2 separate regions of the Mus musculus genome follow, and region 2 is linked to region 1. The links are chromatin loops, found by intact Hi-C in ENCODE. Cell type or tissue: gastrocnemius. All regions are shown on one strand.

Evidence for each region. A loop is a pair of places that touch in the nucleus more often than their neighbours do. Peaks named below come from ENCODE experiments on the same cell type or tissue, not always from the same donor. Only the 100,000 strongest peaks of a DNase experiment are listed, where the experiment ranks them.
Region 2: a loop joins it to region 1, with 5 times the contacts of the local background. A loop is called at or near these places in 11 of 42 quality-filtered maps.

What each region holds. Positions count from the first base shown.
Region 1 is chr11:28,580,068-28,588,067 of GRCm38, forward strand. Ccdc85a (coiled-coil domain containing 85A) reads right to left here and starts at 4,257. Exons shown (of 5, transcript NM_181577.5): 1 at 3,215-4,257. The coding sequence starts at 3,475. In gastrocnemius, a CTCF peak has its summit at 4,316; DNase peaks (open chromatin) are centred at 2,183, 3,261, 3,772, 3,999 and 1 more place; H3K4me3 peaks cover 4,570 bases; H3K27ac peaks cover 3,471 bases.
Region 2 is chr11:28,338,998-28,346,997 of GRCm38, forward strand. It overlaps the pseudogene Gm6685. Among named protein-coding and RNA genes, the nearest start is that of Ccdc85a, 240 kb to the right of the region's middle. In gastrocnemius, a CTCF peak has its summit at 3,070 (motif pointing right); no DNase peak of the experiment used is centred here; H3K4me3 peaks cover 310 bases; H3K27ac peaks cover 254 bases.

The sequences.
Region 1 (8,000 bases):
TGTGTCACTGGAGATGGGCTCTGAGAGTCAAAAGACCTCTCTCAACATTTCCTGTTATCCCTATTACCTGCTTTGTGCTTGCAGTTGGGGGTCTGAGCTCTCAGTGTCCTGCTCTGCCATGGCCATGGTGTTTTATCACAGCAACATCAAGCTAACATATACAAAGAGTGTGGTGAAATTAGTAATAATATGGGCAGCAAATCTGTAGCTACTCAGTTCCTCCAAGCAATCCCCACCAGGTTTCCAGGCTCAGCAGTACTCACAGACGGTTTTTAGATCCTTACAGCACTCTAACCAACACTCTAGCCAGCATCTTCTCCCTCCTCGGCTGTGTCCACACACGTGTCAAAGAGTATTTGATAAGCCGTTTCTGAACACTTCACATCTGTGTGGCCTTGAGAAAGCATTCTTAACTCTTTGGCCTCACTGTGTCTGTGTAAGATTCAACCTTCATAAAAGTTTATATAATATTATAATATAGAGTGGGGACGATGGGCCAACCATTTTCCTAAGCTGACCAAACTGTACACTGGCACTGCAACCTTGTCACTTCAAATATTTAGATATTATTTTAAAAATCAGGTCACAGAAAGGTGTGGTTCCAATTACCCAACATTTACAGTCTTCAAGAGTGCTGGGCCCTTAGTGGCCCCCCAAATGGAATCACTTTCTTCCAGTTAAAATAAAAATTACAAAGTATTCCTATCACTCATCTAGTCAGGCACATTCATGGCTCAGTATGGAAACCTGGGAGACTCCCATCTAAACTGATAAGTGGAGGGAGAACACTGGCCTTGGAGGAAGAGTCTTCAAACCACACTACACTTAGGATGGACAACAAGCCTGGACTCTACCATGGCTACAGCAAAAAGGGGCAGAGTCTGCAAAAGAATAAGACCTGTAAGGAGTGAGTGATATATGATGGTAACATGTCAAGCATACTAATACTACAGTCCCACAGGAGCAACAAAGCCTTCCCCATGTGAGGCTCAGAAGGATGGCAAAGTTGACAGTGTATCACCACTTTCTCCCATCAGCAGATGTTCACAGACTATAGGAGATTAGCTAAACCTTCCTCCTTATTCATATATATAGATCAACCTCAACCTCACCTCCTTGTTCACCTATATGCAATAGTCCTGCCTCCCTGTTGAAACATATATAATAAGCACACTGAGCTTGTGGAGTGCTATGGCTCCACTCGTCCATCAGAGTAAGCACATACCACCAGACCCCAGCTTTTCTGTGTGTCTGTGTGCTGCCATTTCCTTATTTCCTTGCCCTAGTCAGGGTTCAGGAATCCAAGCCATGCATGAACATCATAGTGACCATTTCCATCAATTCTGAACTTGATAAAGAGTTAGCCCACTAGGGCCTGTAATATTGGCTCATGAATCCAGACCTCCAAGCTGTCTACTTGAAGAAAAATTGCTCTTAACTGTCTCGATAGTTAATTTTTCCAAATGAGGCTACTATAGAGATGACCAGATAATATTGCATTCATGCTGTTCCTCCCTGCCCTGTCCTAGACTTGCACATATCATATATAGTCTAAAAGAACTTCCAAGGATTTCTTAAGTTATTAGCATTAGTTTTTCATCTGAGTGAAATCTTTAGAAATTAATTAAAAACTCTTGCAAGCCACATTGCATTTCAAACCATGGAAGAACACTAACCTGGAGCAACACAAGCAAGACCTACTGCCCAGCCTTGCCAAGACACCCAGCTCCTGGAGGCACATGGGTCTACTTCATGTTTTCTCCTGATGACAGCAACTACAAGTTTCCAGCACCAAACCTCTCTACATTGTTGTAGCTTCTTACAGTACCTTAAGAAATAGACTTTACCTTTCACCTTTTATTAATCAACAAAAAAGGCCACCCTAATAAATGAGAATTCTTCAAACTTACTTCCAAGACCATATTCCTTCTATTCTACCCTTCCTCTCATTTCCCCAAGAAGTCTTCTACTTAATAATTACTCATTAGTAATAAATTAAAACGTGAAAGATTTTGACTGTGGGAATAGTCATTTCTGCACCCACTCTAGGCAGTGTGTGACATCAAGTTTGGACCTGAGAGAGCCATCTCTGCAGGGGCTCACACATGGGTGAGTCTGGAGCATCTGCCCATCTGTCCGTTCACAATCCTCAGAATCCCAGAGCTGGAGCGCTGGAGCAATTAAGGAGTGGTGCCTATTCACTGAGAATCCAAGGGGGAAAGGAGAGACACTGGAACATTTTGTGCTTGGAGGGAATTTGGTCCCTGGGGTTCCTATGTTGATTTCGTTTGTGTCTGCCTTCCTATAAACAAAAGCAGAACAATGACAGGAAGGAATACCAGAAGGCTCCAGGCTAGCTGTGAGCAAAGGAAGTTTGCAGTGCACAGCATCAGGTCAGGGCGTTCCCGATGGGTCTGCTGCAGCCTGACTGGCACATTGGAGCTCTTCAAGGAGAAAAGAAAGTTCCTGGGTTTGGGAGTAGACAAAGCATCACTAAGAACACTTACCCAGCGCCTTCTACACTTGCCCCCACCTCATGCTTAATAAAATTAATGTAAAATCCAGAGTGAAGAAAGAACAGGTAAGTAAAGCAGTTTGAGGTGATGACAATGCTAGTAAGGGAAGAAAATCAGGAGAGCTAGTAGAAGATTTGAAGGCAGAAATCTTGCTTACCTGCACCCAGTACCGAGTCATACTCACACTGGCTCCTCGGGTGGTACCCGAGGCTTCTCTCCTGTTCTTAGCAGTTGTGTCCTTTCTTTGCCCTCTGCTCACCAGAAAGCTAGTGGTGGTGCAGGAGCAGCTACACCCGACCCCTAAAGGTGAAGAGGCACTGGGCTGGCAAGCTCTCTAGTCTTCTCCCTTGGTGTACTGTAACCTAATTCCTGAAGCGTCTTTGTTCCTTGGGACTTTAAATATCCCCTGTGCTCACCGTGCCCTTCTCTGACTTCTGACATCCTTGGTTCCTAATCCCTTAGTCTCAGAAGCATCAAAGAAAGCCAGATGCCAAGTCCCCGTAAGAAGAAAAGAAAGGGCCTCCAAAGTTTGGAAAACTTTAAGGTCTGGAGATGGGGACAAGGGGTGCTCCTGGGAGAAGGGAGAAGCTCACCTGTTGATGGAGGTACGAAAGTTTGGCTCTCCCACCCTCCTCCCACCGCGATTCCCAGATCCCTGCCACGCCCAGCCCAGCCTTCTTGCCAGGCCCAATACTCACCTTGAGCCCTCGGATCTCGCCGAGATGCAGCTGCAGGCGGCGGTTGACCTCGCGAATGAGGTTGCTGTGGTCCAGCATCGCGCTCACCTTCTCGGCTTCGGCTCGCCGCAGGCTGCGGATCAGCTCCTCCTTGCTCCACTGCAGCAGCTCTTCGTCCGTCACTTTAGATAGATCATCCACGCCCGTGGGTGTCGACGCACCGGCCGGAGCCGAGGGACAACTTTCCGCCGCTGGCGCTGAGCCTCCAGCCGCCTTAGACATGGTATCCGCGCAGCGGCAGGTGCGAGTGGGTAGAGGCGAAACGACTGGCGAAGGTGCAGGCGCGGCTGGGTGGCCTCCTCCCACACCCCTGTACGCTTCCAGAGTCAGAGGTACCTCCGGGGGACCGCTGCGTGGGGACGGCAGGAATCGCGCTGCGTGGCCATCCTACCTCGCCATCCAAGCGCGAGTACCTGCCGAATCTCGGGGCCCGACAGCCAGTTCCTGGTGGCTGCATAGGTCCGTCCCAACTCGGCGCAATTCCATGGTGAAGGGCGCCGGGGAGCAGGAGCGGGCGGGGACACCAAGAGAGATCTGTCTCAATCCCCTGCCCTCTCCTTCGCTCAGATCCAGACAGCCATCCCTCACGGTCTGACACACACACACACACACACACACACACACACACACACACACACAGGCACACGATGCACACGCCCTTCCCTCTCGCTTGCTAAACCCCGAGGCTCCGCTGCTACCCTAGGGCGAGCTGCTGTCCTTCCCAGAAAGCTCCGCGCAGCTGGCTAGCTGTAGTCCTATGGCTGATCCTAAACTGTTCTGGGAAGCCTTGGGTTTTCAGAGCCCAGAAAAGGATGGGCGGGGATTGGGGAGCAGCAGCAGGGAGGAAGCTGGCTCCCGGGGCGCCCGCATTCCGCAACACCTTCTGCAAAGGCCAAACCCGAATGGCACTCAGCTGCCCAACCGGACCCTGAGCTCCTGGTGCTCTGCTGCTAGGGACGATTGGGAGCGCGGTTCCCAGAGCACAGGGATGCGGGTGGGGCTGGAGTCAAGAGCAGGTGCCGCCAGGGCGTTGAGAGGCTCGCGCGCGCCACCAAGTGACTATAGGCTGTCCCCTCCCCTCCATCTCTGCAAGTCAGACTAGTTCAGGAGAGGCAGCCTGCTGACCAAAATGAGCGACATTCAGTTCTTGGAAGAATTGGATGCAGAAATTTCGAGAGCAAGACATATGACTAACTAGCTAGATGCACTTCGGAGAACTGGAGAAGAGGGAAGAAAGCCTGTACCGGAGGTCACAAAATCCTCAAGTTCAGGAAATCAGGGCAAAGAGCTGTTAAATTCAGCCCTTTGGGGACCTCCACCCCATTCCCAGGCCTTTGTTTTCTCTAAAATCTCACCACCTTATGAAGAAGCTTCAGGTGGAAGTACTTGGCCCTTTTAAAGTTCGTTTGGGAAATATCAAGGCCTTTAGAAAATAAAATAACTTCTGCTTCTCCAGGAGCCTGGATTTTCAGGTCTGCATACCCGGTGCCCTTGGCAAAGTAAACTGAAATACCAACCAATACCAACTGAGCTTTTCACTCCTCTGTGCTGCAAACTGGGCTGGCCTTTGATGGTCCGATCTGGAAGGAGGGTTCTATGTTTTGGCTAGTCTCTGGTTAAATACAGCACAATCCTCTTTCAGCTGAAAATACACTTGTTTTCCTAAAGGATGGGTGCAGAAGGCCCTGACAGTATCATTTCTAGGAAGCTGACAGGACCAGAAAATTATAGAATCACACTATCCCAGCCTGAGCTTCTGTCACAGTGAGGGTCTCAATCAGTTCCCTCTAATGAGGCAGTGCATATCCTCTTTAAAGCTGCCACCTTGTGAAAAATGATGAGTTAGGGACTGAAACCTTTGCCTTCTGGAGATCGAAGGAAAGTAGTACGGTTAGCCCCTGACCATGAACACACACACACACACACACACACACACACACACACACACACACACACACCACATACATAACTGTACTCATAGAGACTTCCTTCTGTATCTGGGCCTTTGCCCTCTCTTCTCACAGCATGCATGTACTCTCACCTTCTCTCTGACATACTGGCATCCAACTCTCCCCCCCCCCCACACACACACACACTAACCTTTGGTCATATTTGCAACCCAAAAATGTCTTCCTTGGTACGCTGAAGCACTGTAATCCTAGGAGAAAGTGGCTCCTCTCTCAATTTTCAGCAAAGGGAGAAGTCTGTTAAAGGTTTCTTTCAACACACCCAGAGACCAAGACCCAGCTAGTCCTCCAATGCTTTCCACTGCTTACTTCAGCTTACAACCCTCCCAACCTTTCACTTCAGATAACTCAGTCCTTCCCCTGTATTAATGGTCTTGACTATGTCTGGTGTAATTTTCTTGACATTTCCTTGTCTCTCCGATGCACAGGTTTTTAAGAGAATGCTGCATAACAGTTTGGAAATGGAAGAGAATACACAAGATGGAAAATTGTGAATGTCGTTCCATGTTCTTGCTTTTGATGAATCTTGAGTCACTGGTACTCAGGCCCCATGGAGACGGCTTGCTTTTAGGTGCTTCATCGGGACTTTAAAACAAAGTTCAGCCAATGATTACAGTGCCCAGGGCAGCTTCTTGTTTGAATCTTGGAACCACCATGGTATTTATCCCTAGATGACAGGAATCTACTGCTTTGCTCAGTTTATTTCTCAAGATTTATCATTTTTTGTCATGCATTCATCCTTCATAGTCCCCTAAGCAAGTTGCACCTTCAGCAGATTCCACCGTCTACTACTGGACCCAATCTTAGTCTTCCCAGACTCCAAACCATGGGATAGAACAATCTAGTGACTGTAAGACACCCAATAATAGGTCAAGTAAGAAAATAAGTTTTCATCTCTGTGCACCCCTTAACTCCTAGCTCAGAGTAAGCATTAAATGAAAATAGGCGGAAAGAAAGGGGGCCAATGGTAACATAACTGTCAGGGACCTTTCCTTATCTGCATTCTTTTAGCCTCTTTGTTTGGATTGTCTTACAACCCACAACATATACACAACCCTTAATTTTGAAAATATTAATTACTGTTTAGTATTGTACTGTTAGGGAAGTTAGAGAAGTGTTGAACACAGTTGGAACTTTTTCAAATTGTTTAAAATTAGGATAAAATGTGCCTATAATGACTTAGCCTCAAATTTCTGCAAAATGTATTCAGTTGACAGTTTTGTTGTTGTTGTTGTTGTTGTTGTTGTTGTTGTTGTTGTTGTTGTTGTTGTTGCTGTTGCTGCTGCTGTTGCTGCTGCTGCTGGTGGTGGTGTTGCTGCTGTGCTTTGTTTCATTTTGTTATTTTCTGATGATGCCAGACAAAATCCATCGGCATTGTAAAGCAGGGCTGACCTCACTGTATCTGTTTTGAACCCAGTAACACAGGCAGCTGTAGACACATTCTGCCATATTTCCACAAGAGCCAATTTCCCAGAAAATATGCACAACTCAGCATAAATGTATTACAGTTCACCTTTGATACCTCACTTCTGAGTCCAGAATTATGCCTTCCATGCCCATGGACTTTACTTGATAAAACAATGAGCCAAACTATATCCATCCTCCCATAAGTTTCTTCATGCTAGGTATGGTCACACTGATAGAAAAAGAAACAGGCCATCTCACTGTTAGTCCCGACCAATTCCAGAAGAGAGCCAGTTTTACAGAGGACAAGGAGGAGGAGGTAGGACCACTGAGGCAGGGGTTGGAGCTCTGCAGTCTCCTCCAATCTCTGTAGTAACCACTGGAAGCTGGAAGACACAGCAATAGATACTGCCTAGGGCTTTCAGAGGAACACAGTTAAATGGCTTTTAACTCTTTAAGATTCACTTCGGACTTCTGGCTATGTTTTAAGGCTTGTTTTGAGGTTTGTAGCCTCAACAAGAAACCAATAAATTACCACTTAAAACAAAGCATGGCTGTGCTTTAGTTACTCTGTAGCTAGTGGATACCTACTATCCTATCCGGTTCTCTTCCTTTTTAGAGGGTAAGGATCTCATTCTTCTACCATATCTGTCAAGTAAAGCATTTGTTGTAGACGCTCAGTAGAGGTTGTTCAAATGTTGTCCCTGGGGTGCCTGTGCTCTGATGTGTAAAAGAGAAAAGCACAAAAGGAAGTCAGCTTTCTGAATCAATGTCAAGAAAATTGCACCAGACATAGTCAAGAGAGAATCAAGAGACCACAGCCCACTGCCTTGCCCACAGACCCCATCACTTGGAATATTTCTGGGAATCTATAACCTGGGGAACAGAGAAAAAAGAATGTTAAATGCAGGGCTTACCTATCAGACCTGACTGCAAAGCAAACTCTGCAGATGCAGAACTAGCCGTGTGCTGCTTGTGCTCAGACAACCCTAAGCCATAGCATCTGGAAGAGTCCATCCCTCTGTTCATGCCTTGGAAATGGAAATGGTGAGGAGCTTCACAAGTGAAAACACCACTGCTCATCACGCATTGGCAGTGAGGTTTGTTTTATGCACAGAAGCCAACTGCTCAGAGTATTCACACTGGATCAAGTAGGCTAGGAAGAAAACCGTTTTCTCCAACAGTCCAGGCCCTAATAGCTGCAGTCTCAAGTATCAAGTTCCCCTCAAATAATTAAATGTTATAAATAGCAGACTAAAAATGGAGTCCTACTCAGTAACCTTCAAAACAGACAACCACTCCCTACCCCTGCCAGAGTTCCATAGCCACAGAGGACAAGTGCTTTCTCGCAGTCTTAGTGATCACCTACAGGACAT
Region 2 (8,000 bases), 240 kb before region 1:
AAGAACCACGGACTGATTCTCAGAAGGGAACAGAGGTGTAGGCCAGGCCCCACAGACCCACACCTCTTTCCCTCAAGGCACAGAAAGAGGCAAACTCCAACATCTTGAGTCTACACGCACATCTCCTTTCCTAGAGCTCTGTGAGGTCATCATTGAAGTAGAGCAGTATTGCAGGTGTGTGAAGTTTACCATCCATGTTAAGATAGTCAAACTCTTCTTCCTCATCCCGGATCCCGTTTTCTTCCAGGGTTTGATACATGTTCAAATTCTTCCCATCGTATTTCCATGTGTAGCTGGCAGCATGTGCATTATAGGGGAGATAGCGGTGTAGGATTTCCCACATTGATTCCTGAGCCCCCACCTGCAGTGTGTGCTCCTGCGTTGCAAGAGTGTTAATAATACGGATGTTCCGGGTCCGAGCAGACAGTCGTCCCACCTGGTAATTTGCCCCCTTCCACCAGGGTACTCCGAAATCATTGGCCCAATCTGAACGGGGCAGTGGCGGCGGGATATGCACGAAGCGGCCCCGCGGGGTAAGGTATCTTATGCAACCAGTGAGTGGATCTATATGCTTGCGAATGTCTCTAGTCTGTGGATCAAACCAGTGACTTATGTCCTGGCCTGCGACCTCCAGGATGGGTTTCAACAGTAGGTCCCCTTTGAATTCCTCGACAAGCGGTGTTAGATTGTAAACAAATCCCAGGTAAGACACCCATAGGTCCTCGGGCTGGTTGTGTTCCGCTACTTCTGACGGCGTGAAATACCGACGTTGAAAATTATCCAAGTCTGGCCCGGCTACTAGGCCCCGGCGCGGCATGGCTCCTGGTCTACAAGAGGCACAGGCTCCCTCAGCTACCTTCTCGCTCCTCCGCAATCTTAAAGCTATCAGGTCCAAGAACTACCTGAAGTGCGTTTGTCGCTGACATGGAAACCATTGTCCCTTTCCAGCCACCGTCCACAGTAGTTAGTTATACGTATGCAGGGCGGGGTTTGGGCTGTGCGTGTCCACCAGAAGCATTCCGGATTCCGGCTGGCTTCGAGCCTACTGTGGTTGAATTCATTCTTAGAGGAAATGAAGACAGTCAGTTTCATAACGGAGTGTAGGCTAGATGAGTTAGGGGTAACAGAAAGTATCGACGAGGAGACTAGAATAGAGGGTTTTTTAATCACCAGATTTCCATATTATTTATTTCATATCAAACAACAGAAATTTAGTTAACACAGTTCTAGATGGTAGCAACTCAAGAACATTGCATTGACAGATGGTGATTCTCTGATGTCTCGCAGACCAGGGCTCTTTTTTCTCTTTCCTTATATGGTTTGCATCTACTTATTCACTAAATAAATGATTTTATATAATTATCTTCATGTTCTGGATGTGAGAAATTCATTCTGACATTTATATTTATTTTAGATAAAATAGATGAATGGAATTTAAATAATATTTCTTTTCTGACACTACTAATTTGTATTATATGATAAATCAAATAAGTAGTAATTTTAGTTTTGGATAGAGATACAGGCTTTAATTGGCAAAGTCAAGCATAGTTTTCTAGTTTTGACACTTACATGAAAGCTTCAGTGAAAATTTTTGTTTCTTTTTTATTCCTCTCTTTTTACTTATAAAACATGGGGAGAAGTTTAACAAGAACACAACAGGAGTCCTTAGTAACCAAAGCTTGCTCTCTAAATCTTCTCCTTGAAGGGTACCAAGAATTTTCATCTAAATTCCCACTGTGCGTTCTAAGGAGGTGACTTACAAAATAACCCTGAATTATTTAATTCCTAAAGAAGAAACCAACCAAAGAATCTTATAAAGAAGACTCAGATCCAAATGACATAATTGCTGCTTAAATATATATTTGGGACAGTTTCAGTCAAAATACTGTTTGGTGGGCAAAATTTATTCTGTATTTCTATGTGACAGGAGAGAATAACTTTATTTTTATAAATGCATTTTATATAACAAAGGAAGGCACATTGTCGACTACCACAATTTTAAAATGTAATGAAATAAAGGATCTGATTGTCAATCAATGGAGAATATATTGCCACTAAGATTGTAGCAACAAGCTAATTATGCTTCTGTCAAAAGCATGCATCACTATTCTTAGTCCCTATGCGGTATGAGTAAGCAAGGGATGCTGTAACAATAATAAACACACAAAAATTATTTTAAAAGCAGAAATTTACTTTTTCCTTATTCAGAAGATTAGAAGACAAACCTAAGTACTGTGGCAGCCATTATTTATGGTAAGGGCTCTTTTCCCAGTTTATAGAAAATTGCCCTTTCCTGTGGATACATGGAAAGGTGGGGAGTAGAATGAAAATGAAAATGAAAATGTAAAAAATTTCTCTGAGTTTTTTTTTTCAGCAATACTACTCCTTGTTTATCAGATCCCTATTCTTAAGGCTTCATTTAGCCTTACTAACTTACTGAGAGATCCTACCTCCAAATAAGACTTCAGTGGAGAACAGGAATTTAGCACAAGTCACTTGGAACAGACATTCTTCCTATAATAGGTATCCATTTTAAATACTGAACTTAAAATAATTAATTCTCTAGACCAGCCACCAATTTAATGATAATACAAAGGAGAAATGAATATGTTAAATGATATGAATGAACCATTCAAAAGGATTTTTATAAAGCTGTACAGGAAAAATGAACCTTCAACAAAACATGGCAAAGTGGGAAATACGAATAAAACCAAATAGTATGTATTTTACTTAGATAGTACTTTCATCAAACTAAAAAATAGAGGACAATTAGGCAGATGATCAATGGAACGACAGATGGTGGATAGGCATATCGATAGATAGAAAGCAGATAGATAACAATACACAAACAAATTATTGACAGATAGCTAGATGATTGCTAAGTAGATAGATATGTAGGAAGACCATGACTTTTCCAGAGCATAAATACAGGGTTAAATTGCAGATTACAGGCAGCAATTTATTCTCCGCTCCTCTCTTCCCATTTAATGACAAATTCATTTTCTTACACTTTTGCAATTATATCTTATTTTATCATTCCATCAAAAGCTCTGTCTGCATGTACACCCACTTGCCAGAAGAGGACATCAGAAGAGCACTCCTGAGATTTCTCTCATCCATGTTACCATATCTGTTCGTTCAGGTCACGTTTAGAGAGACATGTTTGTGGGGCTTCTTAGACGTAGCTTCTCTGACATTTCTAGGAAACAATCTCATAAAAACTTCCTGTTCCCCCGACTTTTACAATCTTTCTTCCCCCTCTTCCACAATGTATTGTTCCCAATAAACATTCACAATTTTATTGTATCAAAGAAATTGATCTAGTAATTGAAATGAAGTAGCTTATGTTGAATTCTACTCAAGTTTAAGCACGGGAGGATTGATGCCTTCATTCACATATCAAGATTGACTTCATGAAATTAGAGGCTTCATAGGAACAGAGGAAGCTGTGGAAGACTTTTGAAAAATTATAATAAAGCTTCCTTGATACATTGTAAATGTGAATGATTATCGTGTACCATGTAGATTTTAGATAACATTGAATTAGGTAAACATATGTGTCTTTTCCACAATTATTTATGTGTGGTGTTAATTATAAGGCTTCAGGGGAAAAGGCAGACAGCAATACATTCACTCACCTATCTCAAGTTAACAAAACTTAAGTTTGTATGAATATGATTACCTAGCAGTTTCTCTAAAAGAAAAACACTGAGTGCTTTGTTCACATTATTTTATCCAGGAAATGAGGCCATCTCTTTCTACTTAGAGAAAGACAGTTTTTATGTCTGAAAAAAAAAAAAAAAGACTCAACATAGTCAGATCAATTGTTGCTGATTTTATCTAGCTACCTTAACAGTGAATCTTGTGGGAAGTGTTTGGAGGAAATGATATAATTATATTACAATCTCAAATGTTAGTATGTATGTGTATTAAAAAGCACTATACATGTATCCCTTAGAGATAGCACTTCAGACTCTAAAACTATTTATAAAGGATTATCTCTGAGTTAAAACTGTATTTGTAAGTGAAAACCTGATAATTCTGACTACTTTCAGGTCATTAGTGTCTATCAGGTTTATAGAAGGTCAGAGATGTCTTGCTTAGATGTGGATTTTATCTGTATTTTCACCACTGTGGCTTATGTATACAATATAAAAATTGTTCTGTGTTCATCTATTTTCATGTGTGAACATGCATGTATTTGAGACAATGCAGGTACTTGCAAATGTTATCTGTTTTCAACTTTAAAGTCAAGCTCTTTGAGTCTTCAACTTGTGATAAAGAAGAGTTTCATGATATTGGAAGATGCTGAATCCCGGTGTAGAGTGACAAAGAGGTAGACTATATGGACTGACACAATACTGTGCTATTTATTCCCATCTAGTAATAGAATATTGAAGACAAATGTTCCATGCCTATGCTTTTATATCTCTCAGAATAATTTTATCTTCATTTCATCTGAGCATTAAACCAAATTAACCATGTGGCTAACACCCAGTTAAGCCGAGCTATGTCAACAAATATCTTCTTTGTAATGCCCTTTCTTAGGCATTACAGTAAACTCTTCAGTGTAGAGCAAGGGATGCCACATAGGGGACAGAAATCACCCTCAGTTGTAATTTGTGACATGTCACATTCTGTGACAGGCTGTGAAAGAATCTATATTACACAACATTTTGCACATTTTGCAACATTTCTTCACATTTTGCAAACTGCGTGCAAGAGAGAAGCTGTTGAAATACTCTCACAGATTAGGCCAAAAATTATTCCAGTCTTTTGAAAGTTGTAGTGACCTAGGAGTTATCTGAGGTTTCTTCATTATTACATACCTTTCAACAGCACATCCAATATTTGGAATTTTCAGTGATTCAAATGAGTGGGAGTTCAGATCCAGGAGTTCTACTTCCATTGTAGTTAAGTCTGTATATTTTCTGAGACTGTGTTTGTCTTTTGTCTGAGGGATCTAACAGGCTGATATTGCCAGCAGTGTTTCACTGGGAGAGAGGGGGGCCTTGTACTATAGCTGGTGTTTGGAAGATGTTGTTCCTTCTTGTTTAGTGGGAAGAAAATACTTCCACCTGGCCCCTAGTACACACACAATCTCAGATTTGAAGACAAAATTATTCTATACAAGTGTTTGTCTATATAATAGGTGATAATGAAATTTAGATTTCTACTAAGATATGAATGAGTCCTGAGGGAGCTGTTCTTAAGAGAAATATATAGTAGAAATGGAGGAAAAGAGAGAACAACAGCATGTCAAATGAACGAAAATGGGCCATAAAATTTGGAGACAGGAATATGTTGAAAGACTGGTAGAGGAATGCCAACCTTAATAGCAGTTATACATTTTTATAGTTTGGCCTTTCAACACTGGTTATGTTCAAAGCTATCATTAAGTTTGTAACTACAGCTAGCTGCTATTTTCATATTATTAATTGAGGTATCTTGGAGTGTTGGAAAAAAAAAATGTGCTAGACTGGGCTGATCATGACAATGCTAACAATCTTCCTTTCCTTCCCTTCCCTTCCCTTCCCCTCCCCTCCCCTCCCCTTTCTTTCTTTCTTTCTTTCTTTCTTTCTTTCTTTCTTTCCTCCTTTCTTTCTTTCTTCCTTCATTTCTTCCTTCCTTCCTTCTCTTTCTTCCTTCCTTCTCTTTCTTTCTTTCTTTCTTTCTTTCTTTCTTTCTTTCTTTCTTTCTTTCTTTCTTTCCTCCTTTCTTTCTTTCTTTCTTTCTTTCTTTCTTTCTTCCTTCCTTCCTTCCTTCCTTCCTTCCTTCCTTCCTTCCTTCCTTTCTCTCTTTCTTTCTGTTTTTGAAACCATTAATCATGCCTGAGGACACTATGGCAGTTCTCCTTTTTTGACTTGTCCCTCATAAGCCAAGAACATGTACACAATGTCTGCAAAATGCCTAGTTCAACTGAATGACAATTGCCTAATGAAACATAGTGATAGAGACCATTACTTATCTTGTCTTCTGAAAATGGCTTTGACAGAGAAGGAAAGAGAATCCATTAACACTCGGAGAATCAGCGGGATAAAAGCACATTTGCTGAGTGTAACAAAAATTGCAACAGGATTGGTCTTCTTGCAGCAGTGTCATTTAGATTGAGAAGTTACCTTAACTCAATTATAAATTCTTTCTCCTCCTTAAGGAGCTTCCCAGGTAAAAAATCCATTTTCCATTCCAAAAAAAAAAGTGAAACCTGAACTTGAAGCCTGAAATGGAACTTGTCCTCTACCTTTGAGGTCATTAGTGACTTCATTATTCTCTATTCTCCTCAATAGGGAGACTGTTTCTACCAAACAACTCTCACTGAACTGATGTATCTTTTAAATTTCATAGGGTTCATCCATTAACCATTTTTTCTCCCCCTTTCTTGTTTCCTTACTCTGCTGTCAAGATACTCATATTAAAACAGGAGTAAGTCATCAGTCTGTAATATTTTTTATTACTACTTTAAAGGCACTGTGACATATGCAAAAAGAGAATGTTTTCAACTTCAGAAAGGAGAAGATCCTGTTAAAATATTCATAAAGAACTTAGACAGCTAACATTTGGATTTTGATTGTCTACCTAGCATGTAGTTTCCATATCATGCAGAGCTAAGGATGATACTAAGGTGAGTGAAGTCCTGATCTAATGGGGAGGTAGCTCAAAGACACACAAATTATGGCTAGAGGAGCTAAGATAAATGAGACTAGTGAGAGGACACAGAGAGACAAATAGATCCTAGCCATTTGACACATGTTCAGAGATTACATGAAGGAGACCTCAATAAACAGAAATCTCAAATTAGATTTCACTCACGCTGTAAGAACCATGGCCTGTTCTCAGGAAGAATGGGGAGGAGGCCCTTAATAGAAGAAAGCAATAGGGTCACAGGTTGCTGCATGCATCAAGATGCTCACAAAGCTAAGACTACAGACAACCATGTGGGTCAAAAAGGAAAATGGTTGCCAGGGAGTTTGATCAAGGTTGTTCAGTCAAAATTAAATATACAGAGTTGACATAGTATATAATAATTTATTAGACATGGCAGAATAGCCAGAAAATTTGAAGATTTCAAGTACATAGGCATGATAAATGTTTTAAAAGATGGAAATTCTATGGAGTACTACTCAGTAATTAAAAATAATGAATTCATGAAATTCTTAAGCAAATGGATGGATATGGAGGATATCGTCCTGAGTGAAATCACGAAAATTCTAGTTATTCCAATATTATCATTTCCTATTATTTAAACATACTGCATTTTCAGTGTGTATCACAATTGTGAATGAGAATGTGTCAATTAAAAATGAATGTGATGAGATCTAGACATTGTAAAATAGGCCTTTATAGCCTGGGGTGAGAGATAAGGCAGAACATTTATCAAGATTGTCATAGTATTAGATTTGGGCATGGCAATTTGATTTTCATTTTATCTCACAACTGGAAATCAGTGGTCTTTTGCTTTTAATGCTAACAATTGCTTAGTGTTGGAGTAGAGATTTCTGAATATCAAGAACTCAATTTTCTGAAATAAGAGAAAATTGTTCTGAAAACAGCCTCAAATATTGACAAAGAGTTGTTTTTACTTTTGATTTTCTGACATTCTGATATAGATGAAATAGCATGCCATCTAGTCCAAGTAATTGGAAGTCTACTGTATAAAAAGGGAATTCTTTATAAGACAAATTTTGCAGAATATCTTATATAAAATGATTATTTTTAGATGTTTAAATGATTACAATAAATATAGGTGAGGAGAAAAACAGAGATAGATGTTACAGTCCTACCTCTGAAATAATGACAGAAAATTGAGGGCAAATGTCATGTACCTGGAAATACATTAAAACCATAGAGGAATTATTAGGTTTTGACAAGGAAAGTTAATCTTTGTAGGTCTTTGGATTGACATACTGGAAATCATAATGACAGAAGCTAATGAGTTTTCTTCCAGAGGAAATAAAAACTGGAAATATGAGGCAATGTCACATTGGGTTAAATATATTTAA